Linked DNA regions of Homo sapiens: region 2 is linked to region 1. A link is an interaction called in ENCODE POLR2A ChIA-PET data of the cell type or tissue named here. Cell type or tissue: OCI-LY7. All regions are shown on one strand. Links, peaks and the distances in the headings refer to the core of each region. The heading gives the core; the rest is flanking DNA.

What was found. Peaks named below come from ENCODE experiments on the same cell type or tissue, not always from the same donor. Only the 100,000 strongest peaks of a DNase experiment are listed, where the experiment ranks them.
Region 2: POLR2A ChIA-PET joins it to region 1 with 5 read pairs; 2 of 35 experiments call an interaction of 5 or more read pairs at or near these places.

What each region holds. Positions count from the first base shown.
Region 1 is chr11:43,770,559-43,774,946 of GRCh38, forward strand. The region is part of intron 3 of HSD17B12 (hydroxysteroid 17-beta dehydrogenase 12); the gene reads left to right. Among named protein-coding and RNA genes, the nearest start is that of HSD17B12, 92 kb to the left of the region's middle. In OCI-LY7, for the core only: no CTCF peak of the experiment used is centred there; no DNase peak of the experiment used is centred there.
Region 2 is chr11:43,576,991-43,581,378 of GRCh38, forward strand. LOC124902807 (potassium/sodium hyperpolarization-activated cyclic nucleotide-gated channel 4-like) reads right to left here. Exons shown (of 3, transcript XM_047428006.1): 1 at 4,027-4,388; 2 at 2,384-3,020. It also overlaps a transcript of HSD17B12 not described here. Among named protein-coding and RNA genes, the nearest start is that of MIR129-2, 2.2 kb to the right of the region's middle. RefSeq lists silencers at 29-323, 2,219-2,268, 2,369-2,628 and an enhancer at 3,689-4,388. In OCI-LY7, for the core only: a CTCF peak has its summit at 2,282; a DNase peak (open chromatin) is centred at 2,251; H3K4me3 peaks cover 1,761 bases.

The DNA.
Region 1 (4,388 bases), core at 104-4,103:
GTCTCTACAAATATAAAAAGTACAAAAATCAGCCAGGCTTGATGGTGTGCACCTGTGGTCCCAGCCACTGGGGAGGCTGAGGTGGAGGATTGCTTAAGCCTGGGAGGTTGAGGCTGCAATGAGCCACTGTCTCGTCACTGCGCTCCAGCCTGGGTAACAGAGTGAGACCCTGTCTCAAAAGAAAAAGAAAAACAAGTTTGCAGTCTTTATTATCCTTTAAGGCCTCTTAGCCTTGCAGGACATCTAAAGAGAAATTCTATATTGTTTGCAAGCCATTTCAGAATATTTGTAAGACGCATAGAACATTTTAGTAATAGGATTTGCCTTATTTTCAGTGAAATTTATTTCTTCTATTATGGTATATTTATAAATATTCTCCACTAATTTTGCTTTTGTCACATAACAAATATCTATAGATATGAATACTAAAACAATGTAAACTTCGGACATAGGAAAATCACAAAAATACGCATGTACAGGTTAGTGAGTGATTAGAGAGGGAGAGAATCACACGCTCCCTACTACTTTTTGTTTTTCTCCCCAGAGGGAGCCACTATCTTAATTTCTAACATTATCATTTAATTTTGACTTCTTGGACTTTATAGAAATTGTATGATACAGTATAGTTTCTTTTGAGTTTTGGCTTCTTCAGCTCAGCATTAATGTTTGTGACATTCATCCATATTTTTACATGTAGCTATAATTCACTCCTTTTAATCGCTTTATGAATGTATTACAATTTAGTTGTATATCCAATTGTTGATGGACTTTTGGGTTGCTTCCAGTTTCTGGCTATTATCAATAACGTGACTATGAACAATACTGTACATGTCTTTTGGAGCACATATATACATTATATACATTCATTTCTGTTGGATATATATGTAGGAGTGGACTCATATTCTTTTTTTTTTTTTTTTTTTTTTGAGACAGAGTATCGCTCTGTCACCTAGGCTGGAGTGCAGTGGGGCAATCTCAGCTCACTGCAACCTCCACCTCCCGGGCTCAAGTGATTCTCCTGCCTCAACCTCCCCAGTAACTGGGATTAAAGACACACACTACTATGCCCAGGTAATTTTTGTATTTTTAGTAGAGATAGGGCTTCACCATGTTGACCACACTGGCCTAGGACTCCTGACCTCAAGTGATCGACCCACCTCAGCCTCCCAAAGTGCTGGGATTACAGGTGTGAGCCACTGCGCCTGGCCTCACATTCTTGATAGTCTCTTTCTCATGTATAAAGCATTGCTGTTTCTTTCAAGATCTTTGGTACTGAGATACCGAGTACATTTCTCAAGATCATATTACAAATATGGTAGCAGACTCAGAATTTGCACCTTTGTTTCTTCTATAAACTGTCACCTTAAAAACAAAACAAGACAAAACCAAAAACATTTGATGAGACCTGTAAATCTAACTATTTTCATTTATTTTGGTAGTTTTTATAAGTTTTACAAGTAATTGCATATATATATATATCTCTGTCTCTCTCGAAAGCTGAACATCTAACCTTTTTATTTAACTGCTTTTTAAAGTTTTCAACCTACAAAATTTTATCTGTTGGTTCATGTGGAAGTTTACCTTCATTTAGCATGGTTCCAAGTGTTGAGTCGTTAATAGTGAGGAGACATAAAGTACATTTTAAAGATCCTGTTGATGGAGAGTAAATATGTTGCAGCTTACTGCATTAATTGGAAAATAAGCCATCATAAAATCCCCCTACTCCTGTTTTCTCTTAAAAGTTCATTCTTGAAAATGTCATAGAACAAATAGGTGTGCTCGTTTAAGTTGGTGTGTACTAACTATCTCAGCAAATGATGAGTTAAAAATTTTGGGGTTTTTTTTGGCATTGCCTTCTTTCCATCACCCCTTCATGCACAGTGTTAAAACATTATTAATTGAATTTTCTCTTGGCACAATTACAAGATGACTTTTGCAAGGAGGGCTTAATGTTATTTAAATCATCATTTTACATAGCAACATTGCCTCTGGGACTTTTATACAATGCAACTGCTTTGGTAGATGAAAGAAATCAAGTACTGCTGCACAGACTTTTAGGAGTGTTAATATATTTAAAAAGCAAGTAAAATGCCGATGTACTAGCTTGTGATCCAGTATGAATGGAAAATAAGTCCATGGGAATGGTTACTTTTTCTTGAATAGAACAGAGTATCATGGGAATGTGAGCTATTTCTAATCTTTTTTTGTGAATGAGTTTTCTTTAGATTAACAGATTTTCACCTGATTTGGGGGGAAAAGAAAAAGCTTTCAGCCAGGCATGGTGGCTCACCCCTGTAGTCTCAGCACCTTGGGAGGCCGAGGTAGGTAGATCGCTTGAGCCCAGGCGTTTGAGACCAGCCTGGGCAATATAGTGAGACCCCATCTCTACAAAAATACAAAAAAATAGCTGGGTGCGGTGGCACGTGCTTATAGTTTCAGCTGCTTGGGAGGCTGAGGCAGGAGGATCACTTGAACGTGAGAGGTGGAGGTTACAGTGAGCAGAGATTGCGCTACTGCACTCCATCCTGGGCAACAGTGAGACCCTGTCTCAAAACAAAAAACTCCACAAACTTTCAAGCCATTTTGAAAATGTTCAGAAATTTCTTGAATATTTTATTAAGAACATTTTATCTTACTAGATTTGAAAAATATTTTGTGGTTTATTTATTCATTTTAAAAATAGAATTAAAAAAATTTTTTTCAGAGATAAGGTCTTGCTTTGTCACCCAGGCTGGAGTGTAGTGGTGTGATCATAGCTCACTGTAACTTTAAACTCCTGGGCGCAAGCAGGTCTGCCTCAGCCACCCAAGTAGTTAGCACTACAGGTGCACACCACTATGCTAGCTAATCTTTAAATTTTTCATAGAGTTGGAATCTTGCTCTGTTGCCCAGGCTGCTCTCAAACTCCTGACCTCAGTGATCCTCCCACCTTGGCCTCACAATATGCTGGAATTACAGGAGTGAGCCACTGTACCTGGCCTAAAATCGACTTTGTTTCTTAGAGTAGTTTGAGTTCACAGCAAATTGAACAGAAGGTAAAGAGACTTCCCAAATACTCCGTGTCCCCATATGTATGCAGCCTCCCCTACTATAAAATTCCCACATCAGAGTGTTAGATTAGAACCTATACTGACACATCGTTATCACCTAAAGTTCATAGTGCAGTGTAAATTTTTCATGGCCTTGGAAGGAATACATTTAAATCTCAAGTTTTTGTTGTATATACCACCTACAAAATGTTTTTCCTAGATGTCTACATTTTGATTCCTTAGCTTATTTCTCTTTTGACTTTTTGAAAATGGAATAGAAAGTATATTTTTTGCTTTTTGCCCTTTTATGTTTTTAAGTTTAACATTAAATGTCTTTGGAAAATATATTTTACTCTATGCCTCTCTTTTCTGTTTCTGTTGTACATCGGGTATAGCCTGAAAGGGATCCAGGTAGATCCTAGGTCACATATGTGTATGCTTATAGAAACCAGGCTGGTGATAGGAATGATCTAAGTGGGCTGGGGTGAGGCAAAACTGAACACATGCCCCATGTAAAGGTGTCAGCTCTAGCTGTTACTACGCTGTAGGGCAAGCTCAGGGGTGCCACATTTTCCAATTTTTTTAAAGAATTTTTAAAGAAAACCAAGATGTTTTATGTAAGACTTTGTAATTTTTTTTTTTTTTGAGATGGAGTCTCGCTCTGTCACCCAGCTGGAGTGCAGTGGCACAATCTCGGTTCACTGCAACCTCTGCCTCCCAGGTTCAAGCGGTACTCCTGCCTCAGCCTCCCAAGTAGCTGGGATTACAGGCACATGCCATCACGCCCAGCTAATTTTTTGTGTTTTTAGTAGAGGCAGGGTTTTACCATGTTGGCCAGGATGGTCTCGATCTCCTGACCTCATGATCTGCCCCCCACGGCCTTCCAAAGAGCTGGGACTACAGGCATGAGCCACCACGCCTGGCCAAGACTTTGTAATTTTACATCAGCCCTAATTGGAATGAAAGAAAACTGAGGGTCCAACAACCCATGGACCACTCTTTTCATTTATTTATCTTTATCAAGTCATTATTTCTATAACAATTAAATGTGCTAGAGACTCTTCGAAGAGGTTTATAGAAATCAACTCATTGAATCCTTGAAAACCCCTTTGAGATTGGTACTTATATTATTCTCATTTGAGACATGATCCAAGTAAGATACAGAGGGGTAAGAATTCCAAGGTAGGTGGAATTCTAAGATGTTCCCCAAGATTCTCACCTTCAGGTATATACACCCCATATGATTCCCTTCCCTTAAGTTTAGGTGGGACCTGTGAGCATCATGGATGCCATTCTTGTGATTGGTTACATTATATGGCAAAGGCAATGGGAGTTTATAGATATTATTAAGGTCCCTAA
Region 2 (4,388 bases), core at 389-4,388, 190 kb before region 1:
CTGAGAGATTAATGGAGACTGTGCAATATAGATCAAAATTGCATGGATGGGGTTGGGTAAAGAGAGGGAAAAATCTCTACTCCTTTGACAAACCTCCCTTTTGGTTCCGGTCCGGGAACTAAGGACGGCGACCCTGGTTCGGGCTGGCCCAAGACTCGGTTGCTGTCCACGGAAGATAGGTGCTGAAAATGCCTTGGTCCTCAGTGAGTTCAGTTCCGTGCGCCAGGGGGCGGGGTTGGCGCCAGCTGCGGTTAGCCCCGCCCTGGATGCAGGAGAGGGATACGGGGACGAGAGGGTTAAGGATGTTCAAAGGGATAGTCGTGACTTCGGTGAGAGCTTTGGGGGGAAGGAGGGGTGAGTGGGAAGGAAAGGAAAAAAGATTTAAAGGAGGGGGAGCGAAGTGTTAGATTCGAGGATGAGCCAAGGCCCGGCGTTTCAGGAATGGAAGGCCAGTGGCTCACCGGCTTTCCCTGCAGAGGCCAGGCACTATCCGGGTCTCCATTCCCAGGATCCCGCACCTTCCCGCCAGTGGGTTTGAAAGATTTCTCCTCGGTGATGGTGACTCAAAATAAGAGCCTATAGGTTGTTTTATTCGGACCCTCGTCCCCTCCCACTTCATGCCCCCCATACCCCCGTATTCTGTAATTCCCGGGAGGTGTGTAAAGTAGTGTGGTGTGGCATTTTTCTTATTATTCCCCCCTTTTCGCATGCTAGTCATAGAAGCCCCAAGTGAGTTGGTGGAATTAGTGAATTAGAAGCCAAAGCACAGGAGTTGCTGGTGCGATGCGCAGAGAATCCAAGCTAGGGAACATCGCGGGGCGCCTTAAAGCCAAAAGCTAAAGGAGTCTAAATCAGCCTGAAGGGAAATTGGGGAGGAGGTGTTCTCTAAGTTGCCAAATGTTATTGGGAATACCATCAGCTCTCTGGGGTTGTGGGCTGGACCCAGACTGAGATTCAGTGCAGTCAGCTCCAGACACTTTGGCCGAATCTGTGGCCAGACAGGTGAGGAGGGAGGAAGATTATCAGAGGCAGAGGGGGAATGAGTATCACGCGCACACAAAGACATTCATGCTGATTAACTCCAGGAGAGGGAGAATAAAAGTACATCCTCAAGCTGGCCCGTGAGGATGGGCTGTAGACTGTGGGAGAAATGAAGCACTCTTGCAGGTCTGCAGTAAGATTTGTGTACGTGCAGGAATATTTTATATGTTTATTAAAAAATATAAACTCGGGACGGTGAGGTAAGTATTAGTGGGGCTAGCCTTCAGGACAGAGAAGAGACCAGGTCTCTCTGCTTCATTCACCCCTTCCCTTCTGTCAACAGCCTCTGGCTTTAGTGACCTGACCCCGATACAGGGTAACAGGGGTGCAGCCCGGGCCGGGGGATGAGAGGGTGGGTGAGTTATGTTTAGCTCAGAAGCCGTCCCTCTCTCGGAAGGTTCCCTGACTGAGACTGAATATTCAACTCATAATAGTAACAAGGGCTTTTACCGATGTGCAGAATAACACAAATAACGCTGCAACCCACACTTTGTCTTGACAATTCAGTTCAAACCAAAGCTGCTCACAGCCTCTCGGCCCACCCCGCGGCCTCCTCGTCATTCACTGGGACCTACTGGTTCCCTTTCCCAAGCCTCGCCCCTCTCAGCCCTGCAAGTTGCGTGGTTGTGTTTACAAATTCTGCCACAATTGCAAAGGAAATAGGGGTGGGGGGAGCGGTCGGGGCGGGAGTGGTGGTAGCGCCAATAAAGCACTTGCAACACGTGGAGCGGTGGTTGGGGGGAGGTGTCCAAGAGTCAAGAAGGGGGCGGAGGGACACCCCATGGCCTCATTTCCACCTCCCCATTCTTCCCCACCCCTTCTCATTGCTTGGCACAATGCACAAGTTTACCCCCCGAACTGGATCCTATTAAATAATTCAATGGTAGCGGTGTAATTTTGGTTGGAACCAGCACGGATTCCCAAGTCGTGACTGCAAAAAGTGAGTAATGCGCGCTGGCTGCGTCATGGCTCTAGTCACAGTTCATTCCGAACTGAGAAGGAATCGTGACTTCGCCTGGAGACGTCCCCTACATGGGAGATGGGGGGCGGGGGGGCACCAAATCAGTGGGGACGGGGGTGGGGGGGAAGACCTATCCAATGAAAACCGCTGCCAGGGGGGCATTTGAACTCCGTCGCTTGCTGTCTCGCTGTCCCCTCTCTGCCCCGCGCACCTCGCTCCCCCTCCCGGCCGGCGCTCGCAGTGGCGCGCCTGCTCGCTCTCCCGCTAAGCGACGAGTCTTCAACAAGTTGGAGGAAGGCAGGAACGCAGGGGTTAAGCTCGGAAAGCCGCAATTACCAAGATCGTGACCCTCCCACACAGTACAGTAACTTATATACTTACCTGGAAGAACCCGCTTTGCCGCCGGGCAAACACCCGTGGGGGGCGGGGAGGGGCCGGAGGGAGCGGGCCGGCAGGAGAGGGGCTGCTTCCAGCTGGCTGCAGTGCGGACGGGACCGGCGCGCTCCCGTGGCCCCCAGACCGAGGTAAGGAGCAGGGAGTCGGCGCCCGGGTCGGCTGGTGGTCGGTCGGCTCACTGGTAGTCGGTCGGCTCACGGGTAGTCTGAGCAGAACTTTTTTTTCCCAGTTGCCCCGCGCCGCGGCGGCGGCGGGCGCAGACCGCGGAGCCCCTCTGGCGCGGCGGGCGCGCAGACGCTCGGAGGGTGTGTGCTTGCGTCTGTCAGTCCCGGAGCCGAGGGGATGCCGTGGGAGGGTGAGTGGGTCGCGGAGCTGCAGGAGGGTGATGGATGGGCGAAGGGGGTGGGTCGACAGGGACTTGAAGACAGTGCCTCCACCGTCGAGAGACGTTTTCTCCGGGCGTGCTGGGCGAGGGTGGGAGTGTGTGTGCGCGCGCGCGCGCCCGCCCGCACGTCGATTCCAGGGTGCCAAAGAACAAATATGGCAACTTTCCCCCCAAGTTCTTGCAATGTTTGCAGTAACCCATCCTGGGTGAGGTTTCCCCCACTGGGGGACTATACTGCTAGGGAGGGAGATAGTCAGGACGTCCCTTAGCCCACACCCTGCTTAGGTACTAATGGGGGGGGGGAGGGGCAGGAGAGGATGTGGGAAGGGTGGCGCTGCACTGCGAAGAAGGGCAACCCCTCAAAGTTTGGATGGATGGGATGGAGGAGGGGGCCGAGCGGGATGGAGGAAGAGGGAGGGAGGAAGAGGGAGGGAGGGAGAGTGAGGGAAGGAGATCTCCTTTCTCCCCATCTCTAGTCTTCCCTCCCCTCCTTTCTTCCTCCCGCAGAAGGTGGAATCTCCCGTCGTTGTGGGGTCAGGCAGTCAATGACGGGTTCGCCCCTTGTTGTTCCCCCTAGCATTCTGCAGAATGGGTAGAGAGTTGGGGGCGGGGGGGTGGGCTGCAGAGTTGAAAGTGCACCTGAGGCGAATGGGCCATTAAACACCCAATACTGAGACGGTTTCGGGGAGGATGCGGAGGGAGGAGCTTCACCTAGTTGAGCATTCAGAACTTTGGGTGGGAAAGGGGGTGTTGAGACATTCTCAATTTTCTAGAAATAGGATGACTAGTGTGGAGTTTGGGTTTATTTTATGTTCATCTTTGTCATTTTTCGTCTGGATCTTCTGGCTTGGGTCCCGTTGGGAGAGGTCGCTCTCTTAAACCTCTCTTTCCCAATACATCGCGCTACCCCCTCACTTGGGCTGGAATGAGGAGGGGGTCCTGAACCGCTTTTTTTGGCAACAACAATATTTTAACATGTTCCAGTCTAGGTTTTGTTGAATAATTAGAAATGGAAATATTTTTTTCTCCCTCCCCCTTCTGAAAAAAAAGGGGGAAATGTGAGCTCTCTTCTGATTGGTGGGTGACGATTTTAGTCCGCACCAATGAGCTGGCGGCCTCGTCTGTATTTATTTAGTGCTCTGGGGGAGTTTTTCTCTTTACGCAGCGCCTGTAGTCACGGCTGGAACCTTGGCTGGGGGACTCTGAGGGATAAGAGGGGATTCGGGGGGAATCCGAACTGTACCTGTTCAGAGATCCGCGACCTTGCAGCCGGGGCTGGCGGAACTCTGATAGGGAGATAGAGGGATAGGACAGGCAGGCGGGGAGGCTCCGGGTGCTGGGGCGACAGGAAAGGGGTGGAGGCTGGGCTCCGGGATCCGGGTGCCCCTCTGCGGTCCCCTTCTCGCCCTCCACACACTTCTCTCGGGGCTGAGTTGGGGGATCGCGGACGGTCTGGAGAAATGGAGACACGAGTCCAGGGGCGCGGAGGGGCGGGCAGCGCGCGGAGTGGTGAGACTGAGCCGCGATGGAACGCGCTGGGGAGACCCAGCCTGTTCGGCTCCAGGGTTCGGAGACATCCTGGGCTGAAGGCGGCGGCGAACCGAA